Linked DNA regions of Homo sapiens: region 2 is linked to region 1. A link is an interaction called in ENCODE POLR2A ChIA-PET data of the cell type or tissue named here. Cell type or tissue: Caco-2. All regions are shown on one strand. Each heading gives the region's core, and the rest is flanking DNA. Links, peaks and the distances in the headings are about the cores only. Region 1 overlaps LINC01618 (long intergenic non-protein coding RNA 1618). Region 2 holds the start of ERVMER34-1 (endogenous retrovirus group MER34 member 1, envelope).

Region 1 (16,477 bases), core at 8,303-16,302:
GATTGTGAATAACAATGAAGTCACAAGATTAGAGGACAAAAGATCATCTGGTCACAGTGCAGAGAATGAATTGGGGAGGGGCAGGTGTAGAGGCAGGGAGACCAGGGAGGAGGCTGTTATTTTGCTTTACCCAGGAGAACAGAGGAGAGGCCGAGGCAGTGTGGGTGGAGAGAAGGGAGTGTGCCCAAGAGCTGTTGTGGAGGTGGCATCAAGAGAAGTTAGTAACTGGCTAATCAGGATGATCTGATCAAGATGGCAGGAGGGGTTTAAACATGATGATGATATGTCACAGAGCTGGATAATACAGGGTGACAGGCCAGGACCTGGGACCACACTATCCATGGAGGCCAGTGACCCAAAGCCTACCCGTCTTCCTGCACCATGAGGAGCCCAACAAGTGGCACTCCAGTCTGCACAGCCAAGCTCCGCCAATGCCCCATCCACACTAAGAACTGCCCCTGCAGCAGATGGCACCCTCCAGAGGACAAACCAGTGCCAGAGGCCTGCATAGGCCCTGTAAGAAGCCTGGAGCTGTTTGGGCAGGGAATTCTGGGGTCCTGGAGCATAAACATAGTTGAGGGGTTGGTGTGGAAGGTGATGGGATGTTCCTGTGGAAAGGGGCACAGCCAGAAGAGAAAAGAATGGGGGCCTCAATGTCCCCCATTCTGGGCAGGGTCCCAGAAACCCAGGCTAAGGGCAGTACTGCAGGGAGAAAGCCAGATAGGGAAAGACACTGAGCTTAGTTCTGGACAGGCTGTGTTTGAAAGACCTGTGGACATGCCCAGAAGGTAGTCAGAGATTGTCATTCTGGAGCTCAGGAAAGTATGTCTCATCACATTCCCTGCACTCAGTGTCACCCGTATAAAGCAGGACACTCCTGGGCTGTGTGATGTGGTGTTGAGGTCTTCCTTCCTGCTCCAGCACTCTCTGCACCATAAACCCGCTCCCCCCACCTCACTGCCTGGCCACGTGGGAACCAAGCATGGGGAAGCCTGTCCCAGAGGCCCACCCTAGCCCTATCCACCAAATTCTTGTGATCAGTTTAACTACACAACAAAATTCAGATCAGAGTGAGGATTAGCCGAGGTAGTTTGTGAACAGTGCTTTGAACTTCACAGATGAAAGCCTCCTGACTTCCCCCGTTCACACAAAGATAGCCCAAGGTATTAAACGTGACGTAAACACATTGCCACCCCCTGGCTTCTCCACCCGATGCTAGGAGACTTTGCAGCTGGCTGGGTGATCAGTCAGCGTCCCAAATTGCCTTCCCCTGTGGCATTCCACTCAGGTCTCCCAGAGGGGGGAAATGGATTCTGTCCTCAGCCCACTGCTCCTGGAATTGCAAGCATTCGGTGAGGCTGGCCCCCACCCCTGGCTTCTCCAGGGCTCCTGCATGCAGAGCAGTGCTGCAGAGGACCATGGTACATGGACTTCCCCTCCACTATCCATCTCAGAGTGCACAGCTCAGGGCCAGAGACGAGGGGCAGAGCCAGGAGGGAGGCAGAGCAGCCCTCAGCATGGCCTGGCCTGCTGCTCGAGGTTATTGTTCCCAGATGGAGATTGTCAAACCCTGTCAGCCTCAGATACACACTGAGAGTGCTATATCCGCATTCCTGGAATGTGTGGCGGCCCCAGCTTCACCTTCTACAGCCTTTGATTCAATAACATGTCAAGTCCCTTCAGCCTCACCAGAGCTAAAACTTTCTCATCCACTCACTGCCTCTGCACACAGGCATTGTGGCTGTCTAAATATTTAAGCTGGGCCAAGGGGAGGTATATTTAGTCTGGATTGATTACGCTAGTTGTTTAAGCCAACTGGATCTCACCTGCTCATGTCAGTTTCATGATGAGCTCTGGAAGCCAAAGGCTGTTGGCTGTGCTTGTTGGGCCTTAGAACTGAGTATCATGACTGCTGTCCCAGGGGTTGGCTGCCTACAGGGCCAGGGGGAAGGAGCATGGCAATTTGGCTGGTTGCTCTTTAGTGTATGGCGTGGCTGCCGGCACCACAAAAGGCCTTAGCCAGAGACTTCTGGGGGTATCCTGGTGCCCTTCATTCTCCACTCGGCACACCCGGGCCATCACACAGACCCCTCCACACCAGTCCTGGCATTGCCTGCTAGCATTGTGATGCTGCTCCCGCCTGGTAGACCCTTTCTACAATGAGTCTATTCCCTTTGACTGATCTGAAAGAAATTGAATCTGCGAGTCATGAGGGTAATTGTGGGGACAGATGAGGATACCTGGGCCCAGGGATGAAAAGCAGTTTGCTTAGGATCACACAGCAGTTGGTGATGCAGCTGTATCTATAATTCTGGACCTTCGACTTTCCAGCTATCATGGGTCACATTGTGTCTTCTAAAAAGGCACGTTGAAATCCTAACTCCTGGTACTTGTGAATATGACCTTATTTGGAAATAAGGTATTTGCAGATGCAATCAAGTTGCAATGTGGTCATTAGAGCAGACCCTAACCCAATATGATTGGTTTCCTTATAATAAGAGGGAAATTTGGACACAGACATACACAGAGGGAAGACAGCCCATATGAAGAAGGAGGCAGACATTAGGGCTATGCAGCCAGAAGCCAGGGAACACCTGGATGAAGCCTCCATGAACTGGAAGAGGCAAGGAGGGATCCTCCCCTAGAGGCTTTGGAGGGAGTGTGGCCCTGCCCACCATCTTGATTTTAGACTTCTAACGTCCAGAACTGTGAGAGAAGGAATTTCTGGTGTTTTATGCCACCCAGTTTGTGGCATTTTGTTACAGCAGTCCTAGAAAACTCATACCATCCAATAGTGTCTCTGATACAAGAACTGGGTGAAATTCTAGAAAATGCGGTTCCTTGGAAGTGATGAGAGACAGCTCATTGTGGTTTCAGATTCAAGAGTACCTAGCAGGTCATGTTTAATATGTGAGTCATCTCTGAGGAGAACTTGATGTTCTGTGTTTCCTGTTACCTGAGAAAAGCTCTCCATCAAGGCCCAGTGATATGGACTCCTTCTCTCCTCCTAAAGTTTAATTTGTGGATTAATGTGAAATCATCCTTCTGATGATTTCATGTATGTGGCCTTCCCATCTGAGGTATTTCAACACACTTACCAAATACCGTGACCCTTAGGAGTGGCCTCTGGGGTTAGGAATTCCTGCTTTGCATCTGCCCTTTAACCTCCCCTAGTCCGAATGCCTTCATTAAACTGAGTCATTTAGTTTTGTGAATTCAGAAAAAATGAAAAGAGCTGGCATAGAAAACACTAGGGCTCTAGCTTTGGACTGACTGTGGGCTGTGGGTTTGGTCAAATAGGGCTTTGCAATTGACCTCAATGTTTATCCCAATTCTCAAGGCACAGAGATTATGAGCTGGCAATTTTCCGAGAATCCATTAGTCAACTCCTTGAGTCTGTGATGATGTTTCTTACAAGGCAATTAGCAGGTTTTTTCGTCCAGGGAGAGGTGTGTTCATGCCCTGACACCCAGCAATGCCAGTCCAAGAGAACCCTCATGCCTGTGGCCTTCTGCCAGCCTCACACATCAGCTGAGGTTGGCTCCCCAAACCCTAGGTCTCCTGGTTGTATCACTTTGGGAATAACCATACAAATAAATATGTTCCATTTTTGTGACTCACTGCCCCTCGCTGAAGCTTCTTGTTTACTATGGAAGAGCTAAGAATCTAAATGCATCAAGAGACAGCTCTCTCCACCCCGCAAGACATGAGTTGCACTAAGTGGAAGCATACTTTCTCTGTCTTCCCAAACCAATGGGTGGAATCAATTTAAAACCTCATAGTCATGCAATCCATGTGCAGAAACTCCCCTGCATGTTTTAATGTTCCTACCAAAAAGAACATAATGTTCTTGCCTGTATTTTAAGATAGCATTGCACTGCAAGGGCAATAGGTTTAAACAACTTCTCACTGGCTACACCAATTATAGTATAGTCATACACGGCACCCTGTGTAGCCACAGAGAGTCATGCTTGGGAAGCAAATTTTGTGATGTGGGAAAATGTTTATGGTCTGTTATTTTTTTTTTTTTTTAATTTTTTTTTTTATTATACTCTAAGTTTTAGGGTACATGTGCACATTGTGCAGGTTAGTTACATATGTATACATGTGCCATGCTGGTGCGCTGCACCCACTAACGTGTCATCTAGCATTAGGTATATCTCCCAGTGCTATCCCTCCCCCCTCCCCCGACCCCACCACAGTCCCCAGAGTGTGATATTCCCCTTCCTGTGTCCATGTGATCTCATTGTTCAATTCCCACCTATGAGTGAGAATATGCGGTGTTTGGTTTTTTGTTCTTGCGATAGTTTACTGAGAATGATGGTTTCCAATTTCATCCATGTCCCTACAAAGGACATGAACTCATCATTTTTTATGGCTGCATAGTATTCCATGGTGTATATGTGCCACATTTTCTTAATCCAGTCTATCATTGTTGGACATTTGGGTTGGTTCCAAGTCTTTGCTATTGTGAATAGTGCCGCAATAAACATACGTGTGCATGTGTCTTTATAGCAGCATGATTTATAGTCATTTGGGTATATACCCAGTAATGGGATGGCTGGGTCAAATGGTATTTCTAGTTCTAGATCCCTGAGGAATCGCCACACTGACTTCCACAATGGTTGAACTAGTTTACAGTCCCACCAACAGTGTAAAAGTGTTCCTATTTCTCCACATCCTCTCCAGCACCTGTTGTTTCCTGACTTTTTAATGATTGCCATTCTAACTGGTGTGAGATGATATCTCATAGTGGTTTTGATTTGCATTTCTCTGATGGCCAGTGATGATGAGCATTTCTTCATGTTTTTTTTGGCTGCATAAATGTCTTCTTTTGAGAAGTGTCTGTTCATGTCCTTCGCCCACTTTTTGATGGGGTTGTTTGTTTTTTTCTTGTAAATTTGTTTGAGTTCATTGTAGATTCTGGATATTAGCCCTTTGTCAGATGAGTAGGTTGCGAAAATTTTCTCCCATGTTGTAGGTTGCCTGTTCACTCTGATGGTAGTTTCTTTTGCTGTGCAGAAGCTCTTTAGTTTAATTAGATCCCATTTGTCAATTTTGGCTTTTGTTGCCATTGCTTTTGGTGTTTTGGACATGAAGTCCTTGCCCACGCCTATGTCCTCAATGGTAATGCCTAGGTTTTCTTCTAGGGTTTTTATGGTTTTAGGTCTAACGTTTAAATCTTTAATCCATCTTGAATTGATTTTTGTATAAGGTGTAAGGAAGGGATCCAGTTTCAGCTTTCTACATATGGCTAGCCAGTTTTCCCAGCACCATTTATTAAATAGGGAATCCTTTCCCCATTGCTTGTTTTTCTCAGGTTTGTCAAAGATCAGATAGTTGTAGATATGTGGCATTATTTCTGAGGGCTCTGTTCTGTTCCATTGATCTATATCTCTGTTTTGGTACCAGTACCATGCTGTTTTGGTTACTGTAGCCTTGTAGTATAGTTTGAAGTCAGGTAGTGTGATGCCTCCAGCTTTGTTCTTTTGGCTTAGGATTGACTTGGTGATGCGGGCTCTTTTTTGGTTCCATATGAACTTTAAAGTAGTTTTTTCCAATTCTGTGAAGAAAGTCATTGGTAGCTTGATGGGGATGGCATTGAATCTGTAAATTACCTTGGGCAGTATGGCTATTTTCACGATATTGATTCTTCCTACCCATGAGCATGGAATGTTCTTCCATTTGTTTGTGTCCTCTTTTATTTCCTTGAGCAGTGGTTTGTAGTTCTCCTTGAAGAGGTCCTTCACATCCCTTGTAAGTTGGATTCCTAGGTATTTTATTCTCTTTGAAGCAATTGTGAATGGGAGTTCACTCATGATTTGGCTCTCTGTTTGTCTGTTGTTGGTGTATAAGAATGCTTGTGATTTTCGTACATTGATTTTGTATCCTGAGACTTTGCTGAAGTTGCTTAACAGCTTAAGGAGATTTTGGGCTGAGACGATGGGGTTTTCTAGATAAACAATCATGTCGTCTGCAAACAGGGACAATTTGACTTCCTCTTTTCCTAATTGAATACCCTTTATTTCCTTCTCCTGCCTGATTGCCCTGGCCAGAACTTCCAACACTATGTTGAATAGGAGCGGTGAGAGAGGGCATCGCTGTCTTGTGCCAGTTTTCAAAGGGAATGCTTCCAGTTTTTGCCCATTCAGTATGATATTGGCTGTGGGTTTGTCATAGATAGCTCTTATTATTTTGAAATACGTCCCATCAATACCTAATTTATTGAGAGTTTTTAGCATGAAGGGTTGTTGAATTTTGTCAAAGGACTTTTTCTGCATCTATTGAGATAATCATGTGGTTTTTGTCTTTGGCTCTGTTTATATGCTGGATTACATTTATTGATTTGCGTATATTGAACCAGCCTTGCATCCCAGGGATGAAGCCCACTTGATCATGGTGGATAAGCTTTTTGATGTGCTGCTAGATTCGGTTTGCCAGTATTTTATTGAGGATTTTTGCATCAATGTTCATCAAGGATATTGGTCTAAAATTCTCTTTTTTGGTTGTGTCTCTGCCCGGCTTTGGTATCAGAATGATGCTGGCCTCATAAAATGAGTTAGGGAGGATTCCCTCTTTTTCTATTGATTGGAATAGTTTCAGAAGGAATGGTACCAGTTCCTCCTTGTACCTCTGGTAGAATTCGGCTGTGAATCCATCTGGTCCTGGACTCTTTTTGGTTGGTAAACTATTGATTATTGCCACAATTTCAGAGTCTGTTATTGGTCTATTCAGAGATTCAACTTCTTCCTGGTTTAGTCTTGGGAGAGTGTATGTGTCGAGGAATGTATCCATTTCTTCTAGATTTTCTAGTTTATTTGCGTAGAGGTGTTTGTAGTATTCTCTGATGTTAGTCTGTATTTCTGTGGGATCGGTGGTGATATCCCCTTTATCATTTTTTATTGTGTCTATTTGATTCTTCTCTCTTTTTTTCTTTATTAGTCTTGCTAGCGGTCTATCAATTTTGTTGATCCTTTCAAAAAACCAGCTCCTGGATTCATTGATTTTTTGAAGGGTTTTTTGTGTCTCTATTTCCTTCAGTTCTGCTCTGATTTTAGTTATTTCTTGCCTTCTGCTAGCTTTGGAATGTGTTTGCTCTTGCTTTTCTAGTTCTTTTAATTGTGATGTTAGGGTGTCAATTTTGGATCTTTCCTGCTTTCTCTTGTAGGCATTTAGTGCTATAAATTTCCCTCTACACACTGCTTTGAATGCGTCCCAGAGATTCTGGTATGTGGTGTCTTTGTTCTCGTTGGTTTCAAAGAACATCTTTATTTCTGCCTTCATTTCGTTATGTACCCAGTAGTCATTCAGGAGCAGGTTGTTCAGTTTCCATGTAGTTGATCGGCTTTGAGTGAGATTCTTAATCCTGAGTTCTAGTTTGATTGCACTGTGGTCTGAGAGATAGTTTGTTATAATTTCTGTTCTTTTACATTTGCTGAGGAGAGCTTTACTTCCAACTATGTGGTCAATTTTGGAATAGGTGTGGTGTGGTGCTGAAAAAAATGTATATTCTGTTGATTTGGGGTGGAGAGTTCTGTAGATGTCTATTAGGTCTGCTTGGTGCAGAGCTGAGTTCAATTCCTGGGTATCCTTGTTGACTTTCTGTCTCGTTGATCTGTCTAATGTTGACAGTGGGGTGTTAAAGTCTCCCATTATTAATGTGTGGGAGTCTAAGTCTCTTTGTAGGTCACTCAGGACTTGCTTTATGAATCTGGGTGCTCCTGTGTTGGATGCATAAATATTTAGGATAGTTAGCTCCTCTTGTTGAATTGATCCCTTTACCATTATGTAATGGCCTTCTTTGTCTCTTTTGATCTTTGTTGGTTTAAAGTCTGTTTTATCAGAGACTAGGATTGCAACCCCTGCCTTTTTTTGTTTTCCATTGGCTTGGTAGATCTTCCTCCATCCTTTTATTTTGAGCCTATGTGTGTCTCTGCACGTGAGATGGGTTTCCTGAATACAGCACACTGATGGGTCTTGACTCTTTATCCAACTTGCCAGTCTGTGTCTTTTAATTGCAGAATTTAGTCCATTTATATTTAAAGTTAATATTGTTATGTGTGAATTTGATCCTGTCATTATGATGTTAGCTGGTTATTTTGCTCATTAGTTGATGCAGTTTCTTCCTAGACTCGATGGTCTTTACATTTTGGCATGATTTTGCAGCGGCTGGTACCGGTTGTTCCTTTCCATGTTTAGCGCTTCCTTCAGGAGCTCTTTTAGGGCAGGCCTGGTGGTGACAAAATCTCTCAGCATTTGCTTGTCTATAAAGTATTTTATTTCTCCTTCACTTATGAAGCTTAGCTTGGCTGGATATGAAATTCTGGGTTGAAAATTCTTTTCTTTAAGAATGTTGAATATTGGCCCCCACTCTCTTCTGGCTTGTAGGTTTCTGCCGAGAGATCTGCTGTTAGTCTGATGGTCTTTCCTTTGAGGGTAACCCGACCTTTCTCTCTGGCTGCCCTTAACATTTTTTCCTTCATTTCAACTTTGGTGAATCTGACAATTATGTGTCTTGGAGTTGCTCTTCTCCAGGAGTATCTTTGTGCCGTTCTCTGTATTTCCTGAATCTGAACGTTGGCCTGCCTTGCTAGATTGGGGAAGTTCTCCTGGATAATATCCTGCAGAGTGTTTTCCAACTTGGTTCCATTCTCCACATCACTTTCAGGTACACCAATCAGACGTAGATTTGGTCTTTTCACATAGTCCCATATTTCTTGGAGGCTTTGCTCATTTCTTTTTATTCTTTTTTCTCTAAACTTCCCTTCTCGCTTCATTTCATTCATTTCATCTTCCATTGCTGATACCCTTTCTTCCAGTTGATCGCATCGGCTCCTGAGGCTTCTGCATTCTTCACGTAGTTCTCGAGCCTTGGTTTTCAGCTCCATCAGCTCCTTTAAGCACTTCTCTGTATTGGTTATTCTAGTTATACATTCTTCTAAATTTTTTTCAAAGTTTTCAACTTCTTTGCCTTTGGTTTGAATGTCCTCCCATAGCTCAGAGTAATTTGATCGTCTGAAGCCTTCTTCTCTCAGCTTGTCAAAATCATTCTCCATCCAGCTTTGTTCTGTTGCTGGTGAGGAACTGCGTTCCTTTGGAGGAGGAGAGGCGCTCTGCGTTTTAGAGTTTCCAGTTTTTCTGTTCTGTTTTTTCCCCATCTTTGTGGTTTTATCTACTTTTGGTCTTTGATGATGGTGATGTACAGATGGGTTTTCGGTGTAGATGTCCTTTCTGGTTGTTAGTTTTCCTTCTAACAGACAGGACCCTCAGCTGCAGGTCTGTTGGAATACCCTGCCGTGTGAGGTGTCAGTGTGCCCCTGCTGGGGGGTGCCTCCCAGTTAGGCTGCTCGGGGGTCAGGGGTCAGGGACCCACTTGAGGAGGCAGTCTGCCCGTTCTCAGATCTCCAGCTGCGTGCTGGGAGAACCACTGCTCTCTTCAAAGCTGTCAGACAGGGACACTTAAGTCTGCAGAGGTTACTGCTGTCTTTTTGTTTGTCTGTGCCCTGCCCCCAGAGGTGGAGCCTACAGAGGCAGGCAGGCCTCCTTGAGCTGTAGTGGGCTCCACCCAGTTCGAGCTTCCCGGCTGCTTTGTTTACCTAAGCAAGCCTGGGCAATGGCGGGCGCCCCTCCCCCAGCCTCGTTGCCGCCTTGCAGTTTGATCTCAGACTGCTGTGCTGGCAATCAGCGAGATTCCGTGGGCGTAGGACCCTCTGAGCCAGGTGTGGGATATAGTCTCGTGGTGCGCCGTTTCTTAAGCCGGTCTGAAAAGCGCAATATTCGGGTGGGAGTGACCCGATTTTCCAGGTGCGTCCGTCACCCCTTTCTTTGACTCGGAAAGGGAACTCCCTGACCCCTTGCGCTTCCCAGGTGAGGCAATGCCTCGCCCTGCTTCGGCTCGCGCACGGTGCGTGCACACACTGGCCTGCGCCCACTGTCTGGCACTCCCTAGTGAGATGAACCCGGTACCTCAGATGGAAATGCAGAAATCACCCGTCTTCTGCGTCGCTCACGCTGGGAGCTGTAGACCGGAGCTGTTCCTATTCGGCCATCTTGGCTCCACTCTCTATGGTCTGTTATTAAGTGAAAAAAAAAAAGCTGCTTACAAAACAGAATGTATAGCATGGAACTGATTATACAAAAATTATGCCTATATCCATAAACAATCTGGAAGGCTCTACTTCAAAATGTAAACACTGGTGGAATATTCAGGGCCATGAGTGTACAATGGCCCAGTTTGTGCAGGATGCGGGGGTACCACTTGAGACAATAAGTGGTGGCTGGCATCTTGGCACAGGTTGTGCCTGCTGGAAAGGTCCATCTTTTTCTAATCATACAATGGCATCTTATAGGCTGGTGGGGACTGCAGGTGATTTTCATTTTTATTCTATGTGCTTTCTCATGTTTTCCAAAACTTCTTCAATGAGTAGGTCCTACTTCTGTATTAACTTTAAAAAATGATACATAGTATAACTTTTTTTTTTTTTTTTTTTTTTTTTTTTGAGACAGGGTCTTACTCTGGTCGCCCAGGCTGGAGTGCAGTGGCAAAATCTCAGCTCACTGCAGCTTCGACCTCCTGGGCTCAGGTGATCCTCCCACCTCAGCCTCCCAAATAGCTGGTGCACACCACTACTCTCCCAGCTAAATGTTTTGTATTTTTAGTAGAGATGGGGGTTCACCATGTTGCACAGGCTGGTCTTGAACTCCTGGGCTCAAGTGATCCACCCATCTTGGCTTCCCAAAGTGCTGGGATTACAAGTGTGAGCCACCATGCTCAGCCCCAATTTTTAAGAGATAGATAATTGGTGGAAATTTAAACATGATGGAATATTTGATGATATTAAGGAATTATTTTTAAGTGTGGAAATGGTATTGTGGTTATATTTTTAAAAGTCATTAGTTTCTAGGGATGCATACTGAAAGGTATATAGGTAAAATGATAAAATGTCTGGGGTTGGCCTGGAAATAATATGGGAGGTAGTTAAGTGGGTGGGAGTATAGCATGAGAAAGAAAAGTTGCAAATTAACCATTGTTGAAGCTGGGTGCTAGATGCATGGGAGTTTTTAATTCTATTTTATTGATTTTTGGATAGATAGCAAATTGCCGTAATACAAAGCTAAAATCAAAACAGAAAATTGGTTTAGATCATTGTATTAGTCAGGGTTCCCCAGAGAAACAGATCATATACATATATATATAAATAAGTCACAGGGGGTGATTGATTTTAAGGAAATGGTTCACATGATTATGGAGGCGGGGCCCACAAGCTGGAAAGCCAGGAAGAGCCGGTATTGCAGTTCAAGTCTGATAGCTGCCTGCCACAGAATTCCCTCTACTGCAAAGATTGATAAGCAGCAAGTCTTGTCCCCACTGTGACAAAAAAAGAGGGAAAAGGATTAATTTACAGCGGGAAGAATTGAATTTAGCTGCATGGGAAAACTAAGTGCAGTTGACCCCTGAACAACACAGATTTGAACTATGTACGTCCACATATACATAGGTTTTTTTTCAACCAAACATGGACCAAAAATATAGTACTGGCAAGACATGAAAGCTGTGTATATGGAGGGCTGCCTTTTGGCACTCATGGGTTCCACAGCACTGACTGAAGGACTTGAGTATATGCAGATTTTGGTATATGCAGTGGTCCTAAAACCAATCCCCCATGTATACTGAAGGGACGATTGTACCAGTAAGAGAATGTTCAATACCCAGAGAGATGCTGTATTAGCTAGGATGCTTTCAGCTGTGAGTAAAAAAAAAAAAAAAAAAAAAAAAATTAATGCTGGTTTAAACTATACGGACATTCGTCAATTAGTTAACAGGTAGTCAACAGACGGGAAGTCTCAGCGTTGGTTCAGCAACCAATGATGATATCAAGAAGCCAAGTGCTTTTCAATCTCTGTTTCTTTCCTCCTTTTTATTTTTGAGTAGATTGTTTTCTTTAGTTTTTTAAACTGTAAACCCATTACCTTATGGTTGCAAAATGGCTAAAGAGCTCCAAACATCACAATCTTACGTGTCCACAACCAAAGGCAGGGCGCAGAAGGAGCAAAACAAGAGAGAGCTCTTCTTCCTTCCTTCTTTCCTTCCCAACAAGGAAAACTCTTGGTCAGAAGCCTCTCAGCAGACTTACCTTCGTATCTATTGGCATCTTGTTGGTATTTGATTGCATGGCTGCCTCTAGCACCAAAGGAGACTGGGAAGATGAGCACCTGGTTCTTTCAGGCTCTTTGGGAAGAAAGACAAAGTCTGGGAGTGGCTGCTGTGCAACCCACAAACAGTGGTTGCCATGCTGCCACGGTTATGAAAAAGAGTTTTGGTATATCTTTCCTCATTATTAAAATAATTTTTGCTAATTCTAGAAAAATTGAAAAATACAGGAAGTTACCTATAACTACAAGACCCAAAGAAATCCACTGACATTTTGGTGTCTGAGGACATCAAAATCTTCTTTATTGGGTACATGAAGCCAAGTGGAGACAGAGGAAAGAGGATCTAACCCAGGCGTTGAAGGTCTTGTAGACTTGTGAGTCAAAGTAAAAGGCCCTTCCTTGACTTTAACACTCTTCTCAGGAACATAGAGAGAGGATTGAGATTGAATTTATCTGTTACACATTGTGGCAAGACAAACCACCCCAAAACTTAGTGGCTTAAACAACAACCATTTCTTATTGTTCACGACTGTGTGGGTCAGGAGGTTGTGCCAGGCTCAGCATAAAGACTGTTTTACATGGTGTTTGCTGGTTCACTCACACAGCTGTGTCCAGCTGGCATTTCATTAGGCTGGAGATCCAAGACAGCCTCACTCATCTATCTCGGGCTGCGGTGCTGGCTTTCAACTGAGACGCCTCAGTTTTTCTTCCCTTGACCTCTCTGGATTCATTTTGTCTCATCTTCCAGGGCCTTCCTTTTCAGATGTTTTTCCCTCCAGCAGAAGAGCCTTGAGTTCTTTACATGATGGCTGCTTTTCCTAAGTGAAAACAGAAACTAAAAGCTTCTTGGCTGGGTGTGGTGGCTCATGCTTATAATCCCAGCACTTTGGGAGGCCAAGGTGGGCAGATCACTTGAGGTCAGGAGTTCGAGACCAGCCTGGACAATATGGTGAAACCCCATCTCTACTAAAAATACAAAAATTAGCTGGGCATGATGGAAGGCACCTGCGATCCCGGCTACTTGGGAGACTGAGGCACAAGAATCACATGAACCTGGGAGGAGGTTGTTGTAGTGAGCCAAGATCGCGCCACTGCACTCCAGCCTGGGCAACAGAGCGAGACTCTGTCTCAAACAAAAAACAAAAAACAAACAAACAAAAAAACTAACTAAAAGCTTCTTGAGGCCAGGCCTTGACAGTCCAAGAACATCATTTCCACCCCGTTTTAATCAGCTGATGCAAGTCACAAAGGGCAGCCCAGATTTAAGGGGAAAGGAATAGGCCCTTCCTCTTGATGGAGGAGAGGCTAAGGGCATGCTGGATGGGAGAGACTGTTGTAAGCATCTCTGAAACCATCTACCACATATGGCAATAGGTCTGCCCAGGATTAGAGAAGTTAAAACACGTGGACACACACACAAACACGTCCTTATAGCAAATCCACTAAAATTCTAAACTGAAAACTGTTTCACCTTTGGCAGCTATCTGAATGCATCAGCAGTGACATTCTGTATTTCAAATGACAGCTTTCAAATTTGTTAAGGAATCTGTCAATCATTCATGAGAGTATAATAGTTAATAGCACTAACCCCAGAGCTAGAATGCCTGGATTTAATTCCAGCTCCATTACATTTAGCCCTTTGACATGGGACAAGTTATTTACCTTTGTCCTGTTTGTAAACTGGGAGTGGTGAGGATTAAATGAGTGGATATATAAGAAATACTCAGAGCAGTGCCTGGCACAGAGCAAACACAATGTATATGTTTATATTGTTATATCCATTCACAGCAATAGTAGGGTTTCTTTTCTGTGATGTTACCAAATCTGTGTTTTACAGAGTAGCAGGTATATTTTCTCACTTTGGATTTTATTTATTTATTTATTTATTTTGAGACATAGTCTTGCTCTGTTGCCCAGGCTAGAATCCAGTGGTGCAATCTCGGCTCACTGCAACCTCCACCTCCTGCACTCAAGCAATTCCTCCCACTTCAGTCTCCTGAGTAGCTGGGTCTAGAGGTGTGTGCAACCACACCCAGCTAATTTTTGTATTTTTTGTAGTGATGGGGTTTCACCATGTTGCCCAGGCAGGTCTCAAACTCCTGAGCTCAAGCGATCCACTCGCCTCAACCTCCCAAAGTGCTGGGATTACAGGTGTGAGCCACCATGTCTGGCCTTAACCTGGAGTTTAAACAACAAATAATCAATGTCTCCTCTTGCTAGACCCCTCAGGAGCATCCAACACAGTCTACCGTTCTCTCTTTTTTGTTGACTCCTGCTCTTCTTTTGGCCTTCATAGGCTGCACTCTCCTGGTTTTCCTCCTGCAGCTCTGACTCATTCTCCAGTTTCTTGCTGCTCCTCCTCCTATACCCAGTCTCCAGATATTGGAGGTGCTGGGCCCTCTTCTCTCCTCATTTTAAACTTTCTTCTAGATGCGTGTATCCATTCCCACATATCAATATCATCTAATATGCTAAAAATCCTAAATGTGTGTCTTAGCTAGAACTCTCTGCTGAGCTCCCAAATCCTGTAACAACTGCCTCATGGACATCTCTACTTGGACATCACACGGATATCACAAACTTCACATCTGTCAACTGAGCTTCTTCTACCAACCCCCACACCTTAGCACCTCTCCCTCCCCCAGTCTTCCCCATCTCAATAAACTTCCATATGCTCTGCAGCTAAGGCCAGAAACATGGGGGTCATTCTTATTCCTAACTCCTCCCTCCAACTCCTTCACCAGTCCTGCGAAATCTGTTAGACCAAATCATATGAAATTTTCATCTTTGTAGAAAAAAAAAAAGCCAGCTGGGCATGGTGGCTCATACCTCTAATCCCAGCACTTTGGGAGGCTGAGGTGGGTCAGGAGTTCGAGACCAGCCTGGCCAACATGGCAAAACCCCTTCTCTACTAAAAATACAAAAATTAGCTGGGTGTGGTGTCACGCGCCTGTACTTCCAGCTATTAGGGAGGTTGAGGCAGGAGAATCGCTTGAACCAGGGAGGTGGAGGTTGCAGTGAGCCAAGATAGAGCCACTACACTCCAGCCTGGGTGACAGAGAGAGACTCCATCTCAAAAAAAAAAAAAAAAAAAAAAGGCCAAATATGGACAATTTACAGTGTTCAAACTAACACTTTATTTTTCCTTTTTTTGAGACAGAATCTCACTCTGTTACCCAGGCTGGAGAGCAATGGTACGATCTCGGCTTACTGCAACCTCTGCCTCCCTGGTTCAAGTGATCCTCCTGCCTCAGCCTCCCAAGTAGCTGCGTAGCTGGGATTACAGGTGCCTGCCACCACATCCAGCTAATTTTTTTTTTTTTTTTTTTTGAGACGGAGTCTTGCTCTTTCACCCAGGCTGGAGTGCAGTGGCTCTATCTCGGCTCACTGCAAGCTCTGCCTCCCAGGTTCATGCCATTCTCCTGCCTCAGCCTCCTGAGTAGCTGGGACTACAGGTGCCCGCCACCGCACCCAGCTAATTTTTTGTATTTTTAGCAGAGACGGGTTTTCACCGTGTTAGCCAGGATGGTCTCGATCTCCTGACCTCGTGATCTGCCTGCCTCGGCCTCCCAAAGTGCTGGGATTACAGGCATGAGCCACTGCGCCCGGCCCCACCTAATTTTTTTTTATATGTTTAGTAGAGACGAGGTTTCATCATGTTGGCCAGGCTTGTCTCTAACTCTTGGTCTCACGTGATCTGCCCACCTCAGCCTCCCAAAGTGCTGGTATTACAGGTGTGAGCCACTGCGCCCCATCCTCAAACTAATGCTTTCAAAACACCTCTCAAATCTGTTCACTTTTCTCATCTTCACTGACATGTCACCAATAAGTCCACCATAGACCTCTGTCAAGACTTTCCAACCACTTACCTTACTTTCTCACAAGGCCAGTTTTCATACATTGACAATGCAAATTTTTGACAGCTTGCATTGAATCATGTCACTCCCTTGCATAAAAGCCCTTGGGTGTCTTCTTCGGCCCCATCTCATGCCACCCCTCCCCATCCACACAGGCAATTCGTCTCTTATATTTCCATTTCTCATATTCCCTCAGCACTTTTCCAGCTGAGGTCTGATGTGTAGCCCACCCCTGCCTGGAGCCCTCTCCCCATCAGTCTTTCTCTGGCTTGTTCCTGCTCAACTGCTCTGACCCCTCCTCAGGAACACCTTCCTTGATCCCCATCCCAACTTAAAGCAGGCCTCCCTTTTGGTCTTTCCTAGGATGATAATCTATTATTTCCTCTTTTCTCCCCTTTCCCGTTCCCTTTTTAAAAAGTTTGTATTGTACGTATTTAAGGTATACATGATGCTTTTATATACATACA
Region 2 (16,477 bases), core at 7,841-15,840, 63 kb after region 1:
AGAAGATCTGGCCTTTGTGAGGTGATTAAGTCGAAAGGGTGGAGCCCTTGTGAATGGGGTGAGCACCCTTGTGAAAGAGGCCCTAGAGATGTCCCTCATCCCTTCTGCTATGCTAAGTTAGAGTGAGAAGGAGGCTGTCATCTGTGAGGAAGCAGCCCTCACGAAACACTGAATCAGCCAGAGTCTTGATCTTGGACTTTTGGCCTCCAGAACTGTGAGAAATAAATTTCTGTTGTTTGTAAGCCACTCAGTCTATGGTATATTATTATAGCAGCTAGAACAGACTAAGGTAATTAGAAAGGAATGGAACACCAGGAATTATAATGTAAAAGACATATTAAATGAAGTGTATATATCAGGTTGCAGTGCAGGAAACATGAACCACCCAACCTGAAATACAAAATAATTTTTAAGCACCTATTATTGAAAGGGCTGGAGCAGTTGGCTCTAAGCTGCGCCTCTGGCAATGGCCGCCAGAAAATCACCGCTGAATTCACCACCAGACACTGCTTTCCTTTCACCTTTTTTTTTTTTTCAAACATGGAAAAGTATAATGAAACATCATTTCTGTAAGATAGTGACATTATGTATGCATGTGTGTGCATATATATGTGCATAAATTACATGTACAATGGCCAGGTGTGGTGGCTCATGCCTGTAATCCCAGCACTTTGGGAGGCCAAAGCAGGCAGATTACCTGAGGTCAGGAGTTGGAGATCAGCCTGGTCAACATGGTAAAACCCCATCTCTACTAAAAATACAAAAATTAGCTGGGCGTGGTGGCAGGCACCTGTAGTCCCAGCTACTCAGGAGGCTGAGGCAGGAGAATTGCTTGAACCCAGGAGGTCGAAGTTGCAGTGAGCCAAGATCGTGCCACTGCACTCCAGCCTGGGTGACAGAGCAAGACTCCACCTCACAAAAAAAAAAAAAAAATTACATGTATAAGAGGAAAATTATGGAAGGAGACATACCAGGCTGTGAATGTGGGTTACCAGCATAAGTGGAAGAGCATGGGTGGAGATGGGGAAGTTTGAATTGCTGTGAATAAAAGAGGAAGAGGGAATGAGAAAGGCGAGGAGAAAGAAAGGGAAAAAAGAAAAAGAAAAACACTAAAAAAGGACCATTGTTTTCAGCATGGGTCCTCAAAGCCACCCTCTGTAACCTGTAATTTAAAAAGCTTCTGTCCAAACTCACCTGTAAAAAAAAAAAGCACCATCATTCAGCTAAGTATGTCATTGTGATTGATTTACATGACAGCAAGTACTAAACCAAACCACTGCTTAAATTATCCAGATGTTCTAGAACCAAATATTTCCCATTCTGGAAAGTAATTTGGCAAAAGCAACAAAACTTTCATATCCAGTGATCCAAAAATTTACACCTATAGAAATATACCCTAAAGAAAAACTGGAGATTTGGGCACAATTTTTGGTTTAAAGATGTTATTTTACTATTAACTACAGTAGCAAACAATAAGGAAAAAAGCAGTCTAAATGGTAAAAATTAATTTTGTAGATCCATGAAATGGAACATCAAGCAACCACTAAAAATCATATTTTTAAAGATATTTAACAGCACAGGAAACTGCTCATGATATAATATTAAGTGAATAATAAAACAAGACAGAAAATATGGATTGCATGTTAGACACACATACACAAACACAAAGACCTTAAGGAGGAGGCCAGGCACAGTGGCTCATGCCTGTAATCCCAGCACTTTGGGAGGCCAAGGTGGGCAGATCACGAGGTCAGGAGATCAAGACCATCCTGGTTAATGCAGTAAAACCCCGTCTCTACTAAAAATACCAAAAAAAAAAAAGAAAAAAAAATTAGCCGGGTGTGGTGGCAGGCACCTGTAGTCCCAGCTACTCGGGAGGCTGAGGCAGGAGAATTGCTTGAACCTAGGAGGTCGAGGTTGCAGTGAGCCAAGATTATGCCACTGTACTCCAACCTGGGTGACAGAGCGAGACTCCATCTAAAAAAAAAAAAAAAAAAAAAAATACGTAAGGAGGAACTACACCAAAATGCTAATGATGATTATTTCTAGGAAGTAAGTTAAAGGCGATTATCATTTTCTTCATTTATTTGTGTTTTTTTTTAAGTTTTCTATAAAGAGTGCATATTTGGGATGAAATGTTCTTTTCCTCACCTGATATGAAGGCATTCTGTCTAACAAATCAGTTGACCCTGTGATCCCCAGCTTGTCAACTCTGTGAGGGCAGATATCTGCTTCACATTGCGTCCCCCACTGCTGAGCACATGTTAGTGGATGAAAGGTTGGGTGGATGGATTTGGTTGTGCTGGTGGGCCAGAAAGGGGTTTCTCTCCTCCATCAATTCCCTATTATTTTCTCTGGAAGTTTAGTGGCACAGTAGGATTTTCTCATAGCTTGGAGGACCATTCAGCTGATTAAAGTATAGGCACTACTTTCACCTCTTTCTGTATCTATTAGGTTATAAATTAAGGAGAGGATAGCATTTGTGAGAAACAGCCAGCAATAACCAGAAATCATCTGTGCATCTGTCAATATAGCATATGGAAAACCACAGGTATATATGTCAACACGTGGGACTGGTCCAAAGGGTCTCTGCCAGGTCTCACCCATGCACTTCGATGAGTCACATTCTAGCACCTTCAGCCTTCTATATCAATCAGGAAAAACAGAAGCCAATATCATACCAGGAGGAGTTGTGCAAGGTAAGACATTTGGACCATTTAGTACATTTAAAACTCATGCCATATCATTTGACACTTCAGAGTAAAAATTTTGTGAAATGACTTTGTTCAAGATCAACATAGCTACCATTTTGAGCATCTACTCATATTAGGCACCTTAAATACGTACTGGAACTGAATTCTAACAATATTATTATGCTCATTTTCTTTATGAAGAACCTGAGATAATGTAAGTTGCTTTAGGACATATAGCTAATAAATGACAGAGCCAGGATTCAAAGCTGAGCCTGTCCAGCTCCAAAACCTCAGGCTCAGTCCCACGCGCTCGGCAGTCGGACGCATCCTGATTCCCTCCCACTCCAACTGTACTAAAGCAAGTTCTTTTGTTGCCACTTTGATGCATTCATTTTCAGCTAAACAAGTTTTTAAATAGACTTCGTTAATGGATGTCAATGCTTCTGTTCTAGAACTATTTTTCCCTTCAAGACACCCGGGAACATTTCAAAGTCACAACTGAGCAATAACAAATTATGTTTTCCTGAACAAATTTCTAATCATAAAATGATTGTGGATGTTAGTGTTTACATCCTGGCTGTGAGCAGTAGTGCAGGAAAACATCAAAGTTTTTTCGGTAACAAAGAATCACCTCTGATCTTCACTTCAAAGACAACCAGGAAAAAAAATTCTTCCCAGCAACATGTGTGAGATTAATGTCAATCAGGCTTTTCCCTCAACTTGTCTATACAAGTACATGCTTTTTAATAATCAGAGCTTGTTAGGAAACCATAAACCTCCTCCAAAATGGCAGTAAAAATACCTACAGCACACACACACAATTTTTTCCTATGCATTATAAACAAATTTTAGTTGATATATTTTTCCCCACTTAACCCTGTTCCCCAAGACTAATTTTAAAAGAGTGCCAATAAGGCCCCATCACAAAGATGTACAAATGCTGTTTCTAAGCCCAGTAACCTAAACACTTAACATTTTCTCTAATGTGTGTAGAACTTTCCTTCCTCCTCAGAGCCCATGTCTACCTATCCATTTTCTCCCAGAAGCACAAAGCCTTCTGGTCTTGTTCTAGGACTTATTCAGGATTCTCAATTTCACCTTTATAAATAGATGCTCTTTGGGACATGGCAACCGGAGGAAGGCAGCTTTGCTCCTGGAACCCTTCCCAGCCTGGTTTGATGCCTCATCTCTGTCCCCCATAGTGCCCAGTGCTACCTTGACCTTATCACTTATTGTACAATCATCACCTGTGAGTTAGGACCATGTTTTGATCATCTTTGTATCCCTAGCACATAGCCCACTACCCAATACACAGTTGGTGCTCCCAAGTACCTGTTGTCTGATTAAGAGCATGAATGGATGTGCAGATCACCCTTCACCCATATGGCTAAAAGCGAGAGTCTTCAGGAGTCTGGGAAGAAAGAGAGAGAACAATTGGGAAACAGGTCAACTAGAGCAAGGATGGGCAGTTGGAATATGTGACATTAGAAGGTCCAAGAAGTCAGGCAGCATATTTAGCAGAAAGGGGCTTATTAAACACGGGCTAAAGGTGAAGTGAATGACAAGATGACAGCCATTATGGGACACAGGCTGGAGCTTCAGACCCCAGAGAGCAGAAAGCTATATCATTTTCTTTGCTGCCTGTCCAGGATGGACTCTAACGTTTTTAACTATTTGCACCTGGAAACCTTGGTTGAGAACCTGTATCTATGTGTGTACATGAGATCCAGGCTAATGTGGTAGTGCCCTCTTTCATGTGATAAATGCTTAAAAGCTTTCTCAGTACTGCACACCCATGGCCTCCATGATGGATCTGTCCCAAAATTAGCTTGGTAAGACTCCCAGGCTGAATCAGTAAGTAACCCACCATGCTACTAGAATCTGATTAAGGGCATTATAGAATATTTTACAGTGATTTTTAAACACTTTTGGGTGGGCACAGAGGCTCATGCCTGTCATCCCAATACTTTGGGAGGCCAAGGGTAGATCACCTGAGGTCAGGAGTTCGAGACCAGCCTGGCCAACATGGTGAAACCCCGTCTCTACTAAAAATACAAAATTAGCCAGCTGTGGTGGCGTATGCCTGTTGTCCCAGCTACTCAGGAGCCTGAGGCAGCAGAATAGCTTGAACCCAGGAAGCAGAGATTGCAGTGAGCCAAGATCTCACCATTGCACTCCAGCCTGGGCAACAAGAGTAAAACTCTGTCTCAAAAATAAATAAATAAAACATTTTCAGTTTATCCCTGAATGTAATAATTCATTCAATCAACAAATATTTGTTAAGTTTCAAATATTTGTTAGCTACTGTGCTATAATAGTAGGAAAGGTCCAATGTAAAAACATGACACTTTTTCCATTCATTCTGCATGTCCACAGCCACTGTCGTCAAGGGTACAGAAGAATGTGAGCAAAAGCAAAAAAACAGAATATTTATTAAGTCCAATTTCATCTGAATATCAGCCTATACGAAGAGGGCAATTTCTCCTGTAAGTTACTGAAATGAGGTGATAGTTGATTTGGGGGAATTTTATGAATAGATGTTGTCTTCATTCTTTACGTAAAATCCATCCTGGAGTCCACATAATGAACATTAATAACAGCTTGGCCAGAAGCACCAAGTATGTAGAATGGGCTCAGTTGCAGAAAACAGAATTCACACTACCCAGGTGCAGTGGCTCACGCCCATAATCCCAGCACTTTGGGAGGCACAGGTGGGAGGATGGCTTGAGTCCAGGAGTTCGATGCCTGGGGAATATAGCAAGACCCCATCTCTACAAAAAAATTCAAAAAGTAGCCAAGCATGGTGGTGCACACCTGTAGTCTCAGCTACTTGGAAGACTAAGTGGGAAGGATCTCCTGAGCCCAGGAGGTCGAGGCTGCAGTGAGTCACGATTGTGCCACTACACTCTAGCCTGGATGACAGGGAAAGACTTCATCTTAAGGAAACAAACAAACAAACAAAAAGACTTCCATAGATATGCATAAAAAATATGCAAAAAAAAATTTTTTTTAATTTACACTAGCTCTTGCAGGTCAGCAATCTCAGAGGCCTGGAGGCAGGGAGAGTCTGCCATTCCCTGTTCAGTTACTTCTTGAAACTCACCAATCAGAGAAAATGCTCCTCCTTCCCTGGGGAAGAGTGAGAGAAGGAGCCGAGGCAAGCCAGGCACATTATTCTACTGCAAATTTCTCCACTTGGAATTTCTGAGTGAGAAGTTGAGCGCTTCCCACTAACCAGTTCAATATTTTGAAGTAGTTGATTTCCTTCCCTGTGATTCCGACCTGGACTCTGTCTTTCAAAAACAAGCACAATCACAATGTGTGTCTCACCCAATTGCTGAAATAAGGACTGAGCTCTCCTACAGTAGTATAGGACAGTAAGAGTCACCTAGGATGGATAAAAGTATCGTTGACTAGCTGGAAATCTGTGTAATCACGAAGTTTAAGAATGTTTCTCATTTCATGTACATCATCAATCCCAGACCCTCAGCATCAATGCTAGGTTTCTTTTTTTTTTGGAGACAGGGTCTCATTCAGTTGCCCAGGCTGGAGTGCAGTGGTATGATCTCAGCTCACTGCAACTTCTGCCTCCCAGGCTCAAAAAGCAATCCTGCCACCTCAGCCTCCTGAGTAGCTGGGACTCCAGGCGTGCACCACCACACGAGGCTAATTTTTTGTATTTTTTGTAGAGATGGGGTTTTGCCATGTTACCCTCGCTTCCTTGTACAACTTGCACTCCAAGTAATGAGCCAGGATCCAGGTGTTCTTACAGGTATGCTGTAAACATCTGATTTTGCCATTCCTCAGGTTCGTAGCTCAGAACACTGAACAAATATTCACCAAGGAACATAGGGTAATTCTTAGGGTCTGCTTGAGTTACTGCTATCTGGTCTCAAACTCCTGAGCTCAAGAGATCTACTCACCTTGGCCTCCCAAAGTGCTGGGATTACAGGCCTGAGCCACCACGCCCAGCCCAGTACGGGGACTGATAGATCTCAGAGTTATCAAGAGTCATTCTAAAGTGTATTACCCTATACAGTGGCACATGACTGTAGTCCCAGCTAGGCTGAAACAGGAGGATTGCTTGAGCCCCATCGTTTTGGATCCCCAGGCTGGCAAGCTGGGAGGGTACAGTCGCCGAGAGGCTAATAAAAAAGATCCGGAGACAGCAGGCAAGACATGGAGTTTTATTCCGGGGGCTTACATACCGGGCATCCAGGAGTGGCATGCTGGACAGGAAAACCACTGCTATTTTGTGAATAACATGTAAGTTATAAAGGTATTTTCGTTTGGCAGCCTCTACTTAGTAGCCTCTACTCCGCTCAAAACAAAGGCCTTCGCTTCCTTGTATGACTTGTGTTCCAAGGAACGAGTCAGGGTCCTGGTGTTCTTACAGGTATGGTGTAAACATCTGATTTAGCCATTCCTGGGGTCCATACCTCAGAACACTGAACAAACATTCACCAAGAAACATAGGGTAATTCGCAGGGTCTGCTCGAGTTACTGCTATCTGGCAAGACATGCCCACCATCCAAGCGCAGGAGTTCAGGGCTGTAGCGTGCTATGATCATGCCTGTGAATAGCCACTGCACTCTAGCCTGGGAAACATAGCAAGGCTCTGTCTCTAAATAAAATAAAATAAAAACTAACAAATTACAAACTTCTCAACAGGCTTGCCATATTAATTCCCATGGACATACCAATTTACTTTTGAAATTATCTTTTCCAGCAAACCAGCCTCGTTCAACATAAGCTTTAATAACATATTTCAGATACTCTTACTAATCTTACCGAAAATAAATAGATTTCCAAAAAAAAAAAAAAGATCTCCATTTATAAGAACACTTTCACTTCCTTCTTTACTGTTTTGTTAGTACTTGAAATATTTATCTTATTCTCCTTTTGTTTAAACTTGGAACTGGAATTTTAAAGTGGAGCTCATAACCTACATATTCCACATTTGAAAGTTTTAGCCTTATTGGAAAAAACCAGCAGATGTTCATTTCTCATGAAAATATGGCAACAAGAATGCATTTGCAGTTACAAAATAGGGAAAGCCATTTGTGGTACTCATTAATCCTGCTACTCCTGTGAAAAAAGCTAAAAACATTGCCTGCATTTTGCAGATTGAAAAAAAGTAACAGGTTCCATCTTGCTCTAGGTATAAGAGCAAAGCCTTTGGTAGAGCCAGAAATAGAACCTCAAGAGATTTGTGTTCCCTTTTTGATACAGAACAGAACTCAACTCAGCAGCCTCATTAAAATCATGCTACAGAAGAAGCTGGTCTGTCTCTTCACTCAATTTTCTTTAATAGAGTTCAATCATTTATTTCAGCTCTACTTTCAACTGAGTGCCTTATGCTAATTAGTCTGACCATACTGTATAAATTATTACTTTAATTTATATAGTGATTTCATAGAATACATTGGATGCTAAGCATAATGGATAATATGTAATCATTTTAAGGAACTTTTTTTAAAGAAAAAGCACTATTTAAAATCCATATCATCAAATCCTACAGGAGAGGAAGCTGTATTATTTAGGTTCAGCAGGTCAACATGCATCTTCCAATATGACTGCCTTAATATAATTCTGTATTTTAAAGCATTCCAAATTAAGACCCACAATTTTTTAAAGAAAAGCACCTTCAAAGTTACAGAAATTGAGAATTCCATGCTGCCATGGAATTCTGTGTCTACCGTCTTGCCATTGCAGCTGTAATTTCAATTTTCTAAATTTGTGTTTGTGCACACATGTGCAACTGTTAGAGTGGCATTTGAGTCACGAGCTACTACACTGATTAGATGTGCTCAGAACTCCTAATATGTTTACTAACCATCTACACTATTGGACTGGGAATAGACTAGATCTCAAAAAAAAAAAAAAGCAATATGTGGATCCTCAAGGGCAAAATGAAGATTTTTTAAAAAATTTTTAGAGGTCAGGTGTGGTGACTCACCCCTGTAATCCCAGCACTTTGGGAGGCTGAGGCGGGTGGATCATGAAGTCAGGAGTTCGAGACCAGCCTGACCAACATGGTGAAACCTTGTCTCTACTAAAAATACAAAAATTATCCAGGCATGGTGATGCGCACCTGTAATCCCAGCTACTCAGGAGGCTGAGGCTGGAGAATCGCTTAAACCCGGGAGGAGGAGGTTGCAGTGAGCAGACATTACAGCACTGCTCTCCAGCCTGGGCAACAGAGCGAGACTCCGTCTCAAAAAAAAAAAAAAAAAAATTTAGAGATGGGATCTTGCTCTGTCACCGAGGCATGCAGTGGTACTATCATAGCTCACTGCCTCTCACCTCAGCGTCCTGAGTAGCTGAGACTACAGGCACATGCCACCACAATAGGCTAATTTTTCTCAGGCTGGTCTTGAACTCCTGGCCTCAAGTGATCCTCCTACATCGGTCTCCCAAACACTGAAATTACTGGTATGTGCCACCACACTCTGCCTAAAATGAGGAATTTAATCTTGCCTATTGGGTACAGTAGCTGGAAAAATTAAATGAGATAATCTATACAGAGCAGTTAAAGGAGTGCAAAGAATGAAATAAGTGTGCAATAATGGTTAGCTATTATTAGCTGTGAACATGCTGGCCTGAACACATGCTGGTCTTGCAAACATCAACTTTTATTGACATGCATTTATACAACACATTATTAATGAGCATCATTTATGGACATTTTAAACATGGTCTACAAAGTCCAGCATGGTCTGGCAGTCACCAGCATCTCCAGCCACATCCCCTCTGTAGCCCAGATTATATCATGCCTTATCCTATATCTCTCTCCACCCCACCTCACCCCTTGGCTTTTTGTGTAGAAAGTCATGGCAGCCTTTCTACATGTCCATGGATACAGTGAGCTCCTTCCTAGAGCACACACACTGTACATCCTCTTTCCTCTACCTATACCCCAAGCTCCACTCTTTTGCTTTATAAAATGATCTTCAATTTTGTGCTTAATCATCCTTCCCTCAAACTGACAGCTAGGTCCCTGACACCACCACTCCAGCTCTTAAGTGGTAATTTTACATTTATACAGGATTCGTGTATCAATGCCTGTTCCATATACTATACTAAAAGTTCCACAAGGGCAAGGTCCTTGATTTGGGGTTTTATTCACTATTTTCTCTCAGGTCTACTACAGTGCTTGACTATGGTAGGTTCTCATTAGTTTTATAAATGAATAAACATAACCCAACAACAAGGCTATTGCTCCCAAGAATTGAGTATATCTTTCATTTTATTTCACAATCACTATTCTCCTCATCTCTGGCCTTACTCAATCTTACAGTGAAAAACATAGACACTGTACTAGGTAAAAGTAGCTTGGGGTAAAATAAAATGTGAATTTAATAGGTAGAGAAAGGGAGAAGGAGAAAAAGTCAAGTTACTTAAACATAGAAATGGGTTGGTGACCAGTGTTATGAATGTAAAAGTGTCTAAAGACATATGCAGAAAGGATTCTTCTAAGAGTATTGCTTTCTTTTGCGTAGTTGAGAATAATGTTATTTCAGTGGATGGATATGTTCATCACACTGTAATGCATGTAAAAACAACGTGTAAAGAAACATCAATAAAAGGACATCTCAAAGAGTGCTACTTGGAAAAAAAAAGAAAAAAGAAAAAGATATGGGGTAGTGAGTCAACATTAGCAAGGGGTAGTATAAACAGTGTTTAAACCCATGTCTTGAGCCAGGCAAAAGAGCAAGTGACAGAGAGAGGACCTCAATGAAGAAAGAGGAGACAAAAAATAATGGCCTGGGGAGAGCTTAGACCCGTGGGGCTGGCAGAGCCCAGACCAGAGGCGTGGGAGCCGCGCTGCTGGTGCTGGGGGTGCTCCAGCCGGCAGAACAGTGGGAAGGGAAAAGCAGTGGGCCCATTTAGAGGTTGAAAGAGGCAGGGACTGAGAAGCTCCAGGGTTTGAGGACCACTCCCCCATCCATACAACAGTTAGTATCCCAACTGCGGACCATATGTCCCACGCCCCAGAGCGATGGCCCTTGTGGTTTTTTTTTTGTTTGTTTGTTTGTTTGTTTGTTTTTGAGACAGAGTTTGGCTCTTGTTGCCCGCTGGAGTGCAATAGCGCAGTCTCGGTTCACCGCAACCTCTGCCTCAAGCGATTTTCCTGCTTCAGCCTCCCAAGTAGCTGGCATTACAGGCATGCGCCACTATAACCGGTTAATTGTGTATTTTTAGTATAGACGGGGTTTCTCCATGTTGGTCAGGCTGGTCTCGAACTCCCGATCTCAGATGATCTGCCCGCCTCGGCCTCCCAAAGTGCTGGGATTACAGGAGTGAGCCACCGCGCCCGGCCGCCCCTTGTCTCTTTAGGTCTCTTCTGCTTTATCAAACATGGACACAAAAAGGGTGCTCCTCAGGCGTACAGGCGCCGCCAACCAGCCACTGCTTCTGGTAAAGAGTCTTTCATCGCATTTAGTCATTTCTACAGTAAAACGTATTTTCCAAAGAGTACAGAACACCAGTCATGATGAGTTTTGTTTCTTTGTTTCTTAGAATCAGGGGTTTCATTCGTCCACAGAGAAAGATGATTTCCTATTTTTGTATTTTCAAGTTGTAACACATGTTTTTTCCCTTAGCTCTTATAACGTTAATATTTTTATATTTCATTATGGGTTTTTATTCTTCATTAAAAATGTCAGTCCAAGGGAGGCCTTTGTTTCGTCCATTTAAGGATTAGAAGATTGCCTGGCACAGAGTACACACCTGATGAAGGCGTGCTGAATACCTAAGTGAATAAAAACGCGGCATAAATAGCAGCTCAGGGCTCTAGGCGGTCGCGTGACTGAGAGCCTAGGCGCCAAGGGGAGGAGAGGGTAATCGCGAAGTCTCCCCAGGGGAGAAACCGAGGGGCTGAGAGAACCAGATCGACGAGGGCCAAGGCCCAGCAGGATGCCTGAAGAAGCCGATTCTCCTGCCCAGGGTACCTGAGGTTCGAAGGATGCTTCGTGCAGGCTCGCCTTGTGTCTCACCCGCCAGACCTAGGAAGCCAGACCTAGGCAGGCAGTGGACACAGGTGGCCAATGGCTGGGCCCGTCCAGCCCCCGTCCTGCCCTCGTCCCGAAGTTTCCTGGGATTGGCTGCCTGCCCCGCGGCCCTCCTCCCAGCCCCGCCCTCGCCCAGAGTCTTCCCTGCGCCGAAAGCGCAGGTATGTTCCTAGTCTTGAGCGGGAGAAAATCACCCAGCTCGGAGCACCTGGCCAGTGGGACCGGTGGGTTCCTGGTGCCTGAATCCGGCTGTCCGCTCTGCGGTGCCCCGCCCCGCCCCAACCCAGGATCTTCCCAGCCCCGCTCCGCCCCAACCCAGGATCTTCCCAGCCCTCGTGTGTCCCCGCTCACTTCAGTTCCCGCCGCGAGCCTTCTTCTTGGTCTTCTGGCCTGGCGGCGATCGTCGGCCAGTTTATCCCTCGGAGTTGCACTGTGAGTGCGTTTCTGCCCTTTGGTCTCCGGCGGGGAGGGCTCCCAGGCAGGGTCTGGGCTCGCCCCGTGTCCCCTCGAGCTTTGCCCGCCCCGAGCTCCTCTGCTGCCCGCGGCCAGAACGGAGGGGTAAAGCAGCCCTCGGCGGCCCAGGGGGCGGACGGCCGTGCCCGTCCCAGGGCCGCGCGAGGCACAGGCGCTGCGTCCTGCGGAGCCGCTGGGAGAATCCCGGGGCAGGTCCCGGCGCGGTAACAAGTTTGCGCTTTGCCTCCCTAGGGCAGACACGCCGCTACTTTGTAGCGGGTTTCGGGCGGGCCACGCGTGCGGCGACAGGAACCCAACCCCGGCCGACCTTGGGCTCCAGGAATTCGTTGTCTACGTCTGCGGAGGTGCGGCAGCCTCAGTTTTAAGCGCAGGTATGTTCCTACCCTTGAGCGGGAGGAAATTACCCAGCCCTGAGCACGTGGCCAGTGGGACCGGAGGGTTCCTGGTGTCTGAATCCTGCTCGCTTAACAGGAAGGCAATAGAGGCTGTGCTCTGAACCTTTCCCTCACGATGATCTTCTGCCTGTTGACCATCCTGGTGTCTTTCCCATGTGGCCCTGTATGGTTGGCATGGTTCCTGTCTTTAGGACTTGTGAGTATAACGCTTTATTTTTTCCTGAGCTTCTCCTATGTCTCCCCTTTGTGAGCACAGTGGCCAAAGAAGTCCATTTGGTCCCATGTCTAATCCATCGCATAACTGCTTGGCCCCCTTTGGTAGCCATGTCTGTTTTAGGTTGTGGGGCATTTGCCCGACAATGAACGTGAGTCAGAGATAAGAGGAGGGTCGCAAGCTGGGTGGAGGAGAGACAGGGAGTCCATTTTTGCCTGCCCATTTAGCAGCTTTCTCAGCCCTACAATTCCATAAAGATACTCTATCAGTTTCCTAAGTGTTGCGCAATGAACAATAATAATTTATGTAGGAAAATAAATAGACTGTAATAGGATAACAATTATATGCCCATTGGTGATGGGAGTATATGCTGAGGTCGAGAATCTATGGGGGGGTAGGGCGCAGTGGCTCACTCCGGTGATCCCATCACTTTGGGAGGCCGAGGTGGGCGGATTGCCTGAGGTCAGGAGTTCGAGACCTACCTGGCCAACATGGTGAAACCCCATCTCTACTAAAAATTCAAAAATTAGCCAGGCGTGGTGGTGCATGCCTGTAATTCCAGCTAGCCGGGAGGCTGAGGCAGGAGAATTGCTTGAACCTGGGATGTAGAGGTTGTGGTGAGCGGAGATCGCACCACTGCACTCCAGCCCGAGCAACAGAGTGAGATTCCATCTCAATTAATAATAATAATAAGAAGAATTCCGTCTCAAATCATCATCATCATCATCTATGGGGTTTCCAAACTGCCAAGGACATGGCAGAGTCCCAGGGTATACCTAGTCAGTGTAAGTAGTGTACGTTTTCTCTTTCACCAGTGTACAAGCTCACTATGTCATAGCTGGTTATTATCTTTCTGAGAATTTTGTTTATAAGAGTTGTCACAGGATAGAGTAAGTCTGTTTTTGTTTGTTTGTTTAAGACAGAGCCTCGCTCTGTTGCCCAGGCTGCCATCTCGGCTCACTGCAACCTCCACCTCCTGGGTTCAAGTGATCCCCCGAGTAGCTGGGAAGACATGCACAAGCCACCACGCTGGCTAATTTTTGTATTTTTTAGTAGAGATGGGATTTCACCATGTTGGCCAGGCTGGTCTCAAACTCCTGACGTCAGGTGATCTGCCCTACCTCGGCCTCCCAAAGTGCTGGGATTACAGGTGTGAGCCACCACACCCGGCCCAGAGTAAGTGTGGATGGCTCAAGGAGTATCTTAAGAGGTCTTCTTGTGGTTTAGAAGCCAACTCTGTGACTGTAAGGCAATCATGTGATGTGGAGTGGGGTTCTCCATCAGGGAGAGGTACAGGTTTAGAGCATTACAGAGTTGCAAGATGAGGAGGGGTTGGTCTGTCAAGTAGAAAGGCACTCTTTTATGGAACTGTAAGAGTTGACACAGAATGGGAAACAAAGGTAAATAAGAGAACCTATTGTAAGGTTAATGGCTTTGTCAATTAGGATGGCAGCTGAGGTCACTACATAGGCATAGGAGCATGCCTGATACCACGGGATCCAACTGACATGAAAAATATGCTATGAGGCCGGGCATGGTGGCTCACACCTATAATACTAGCACTTTGGGATGCCAAGATGAGAGGATCACTTGAGCTTAGAAGTTTGAGACCACCCTGGGCAACATGGCCAGACCTTGTCCCTATTAAAAATAATTTTTTTTAAAAAAGGAAGCCAGGTATGGTGGTGCATGCCTGTAGTCCCAGCTACAGGGGAGACTGAGGTGGGAGGATCTCTTGAGCCCAGGTGTTCGATGCTGCAGTGAGCCATGCTTGCACCACTGCATTCCAGCTTGGGCAACAGAGTGAGACCCTGTTTCTAAGGAAAAAAAAGAAAAAAAAATATGCTATGCAACTTACCTGAGAGGAAGAAAGTTGTCCTAGAATACCTACAGCTATCTCATTGTTTTCACAGCAATATACACGGAAAGGCTTGTCAAAACTGAGTAAATAAAAACAGGTGTGTGGGGTGGTTAATGCTAATTTCAATATCTCAGTGAAGGTTTCTGTGGTTATGCCTGGGAGAGCATGTAGAGGTTAGGCAAAGGCAGCACAACTGGGAATCCATTGGTAGCAACAGCCAGCTGCTAAGTGTGCACACCTGCCTTCGAGATCAGGAGGAACGCAAGTGACGCAAGGCCTTTGCGGGTGAGTTTGAGTAACTTGAGACATTCCATGGCCTAAGTAGGTAACAGTTCAAATGTCCGTACCCATTGAAATCTGGTTCTGGGAGGCATTATGACCAGAGTCAGCCAGTCTTCAGATGTTCTCAGGTGAAAGCAGTCTATACTATTCTGCTGGGCCATTACTGCTTACAGTGTCAAATACCAACACTTGGTTTTTATGCACTGTCAAAGCTAAGGTTAAGTTTGAATGCATCATATGTGATATGCAAAAATATCACAAATGTGCTTAAACTGTAAGGAATTTGTTCAGCTGTGACTCCAGACAGGAGTCTAGCTCCTCCAAAGAGGAGCTTTACATTCTCTTCTCTGGGTTTTATGGAGACTTACTTAACCCTTCTGCTTAATGCACTGTGTCAACCTTAAAAGGGGCACAAGAAAGGGTGATTTAAGATTTTTTTTTTTTACAGGGTTTGCTACTACTCCCTGCACTGCTCCCTGGTCCACAGCTCATGAATCTTAGTTTCTTTTTTGAGATGGAGTTTCCCTCTTGTTGCCCAGGCTGGAGTGCAATGGCACAATCTCAGCTCACTGCAACCTCCACCTCCCAGGTTCATGCCATTCTCCTGCCTCAGCCTCCCGAGTAGCTGGGATTACAGGCATATGCCGCCACGCCTGGCTAATTTTATATTTTTAGTAGAGATGGGATTTCTCCATGTTGGTCAGGCTGGTCTCGACCTCCCAACCTCAGGTGATCCGCCCGCCTTGGCTTCCCAAAGTGTTGGGATTACAGGCATGAGCCACTGTGCCCGGCTGCATCTCAGTTTCTTTAAGTCTGCAATCCCCATTAGAAGCAGCTGTTTTGCTAAGTGAGCCCATGGGTGTCAATTGCCTTTCTGTTAAGAGAGCCAGATTCGGGCCTTGGTGACAAATGCACCAAGGAACCCTCCAGTCCCACTGGTCATGCGCTTGTGGCCTGGGTCATTTCATTTCACTCAAGGCCAGGGATGTATATGTTAACCTCCATGGGAAAGAAGAGGCAGGGCAGGGTGAACAGCTTAGGATTGGCTAGTTTGAATAATTTCAATGGATTTCAAATTGTAGAGGTTGTCCCCTAGTTGCATAGCACTTGGCCCTGGGATGATTAAGGCAGACAAATAATTGCTTACATGTGTGTAAGGGCCAGATAGAGGAGGTATGGCTCTGGATTGATTAGTTTGTATATCAAAGACATGCTCCTGGTTGGCCCCTTGTTATCTCTGAGAATTGGCTAGTCCCTAAGAAAGGTAGTCTCTCCTCAGCTGGAAAGGTTTTTTGTTTGTTTGTTTTTGGTTTTGTTTTTTAGACAGAGTCTCACTCTGTCACCCAGCCTGGAGTGCAGTGGCGTGATCTTGGGTCACTGGAATCTCCACCTCCTGGGTTCAAGCGATTCTCCTCCCTCAGTCTCCCGAGTAGCTGGGACCACAGGCGCACACCACCATGCCCAGCTAATTTTTATATTTTTAGTAGAGGTGGGGTTTTGCTGTGTTGGCCAGGCTGTTCTTGAACCCCTGGCCTCAAGTGATC

Evidence for each region. Peaks named below come from ENCODE experiments on the same cell type or tissue, not always from the same donor. Only the 100,000 strongest peaks of a DNase experiment are listed, where the experiment ranks them.
Region 2: POLR2A ChIA-PET joins it to region 1 with 16 read pairs; 3 of 35 experiments call an interaction of 5 or more read pairs at or near these places.

The regions. Positions count from the first base shown.
Region 1 is chr4:52,810,044-52,826,520 of GRCh38, reverse strand. It overlaps LINC01618 (long intergenic non-protein coding RNA 1618), which reads right to left. Exons shown (of 5, transcript NR_040106.1): 5 at 11,057-11,368. Among named protein-coding and RNA genes, the nearest start is that of LINC01618, 28 kb to the right of the region's middle. RefSeq lists enhancers at 9,128-9,732, 9,733-10,338. In Caco-2, for the core only: no CTCF peak of the experiment used is centred there; no DNase peak of the experiment used is centred there; H3K4me3 peaks cover 519 bases.
Region 2 is chr4:52,747,005-52,763,481 of GRCh38, reverse strand. ERVMER34-1 (endogenous retrovirus group MER34 member 1, envelope) reads left to right here and starts at 12,057. Exons shown (of 3, transcript NM_001242690.2): 1 at 12,057-12,139; 2 at 12,413-12,552. LOC124900185 (small nucleolar RNA SNORA26) reads right to left here and starts at 15,345; the gene lies at 15,223-15,345. It overlaps LOC107986281 (a long non-coding RNA gene), which reads right to left and starts at 12,515. Exons shown (of 2, transcript XR_001741691.2): 1 at 12,059-12,515; 2 at 9,925-11,448. In Caco-2, for the core only: no CTCF peak of the experiment used is centred there; DNase peaks (open chromatin) are centred at 11,821 and 12,591; H3K4me3 peaks cover 1,990 bases.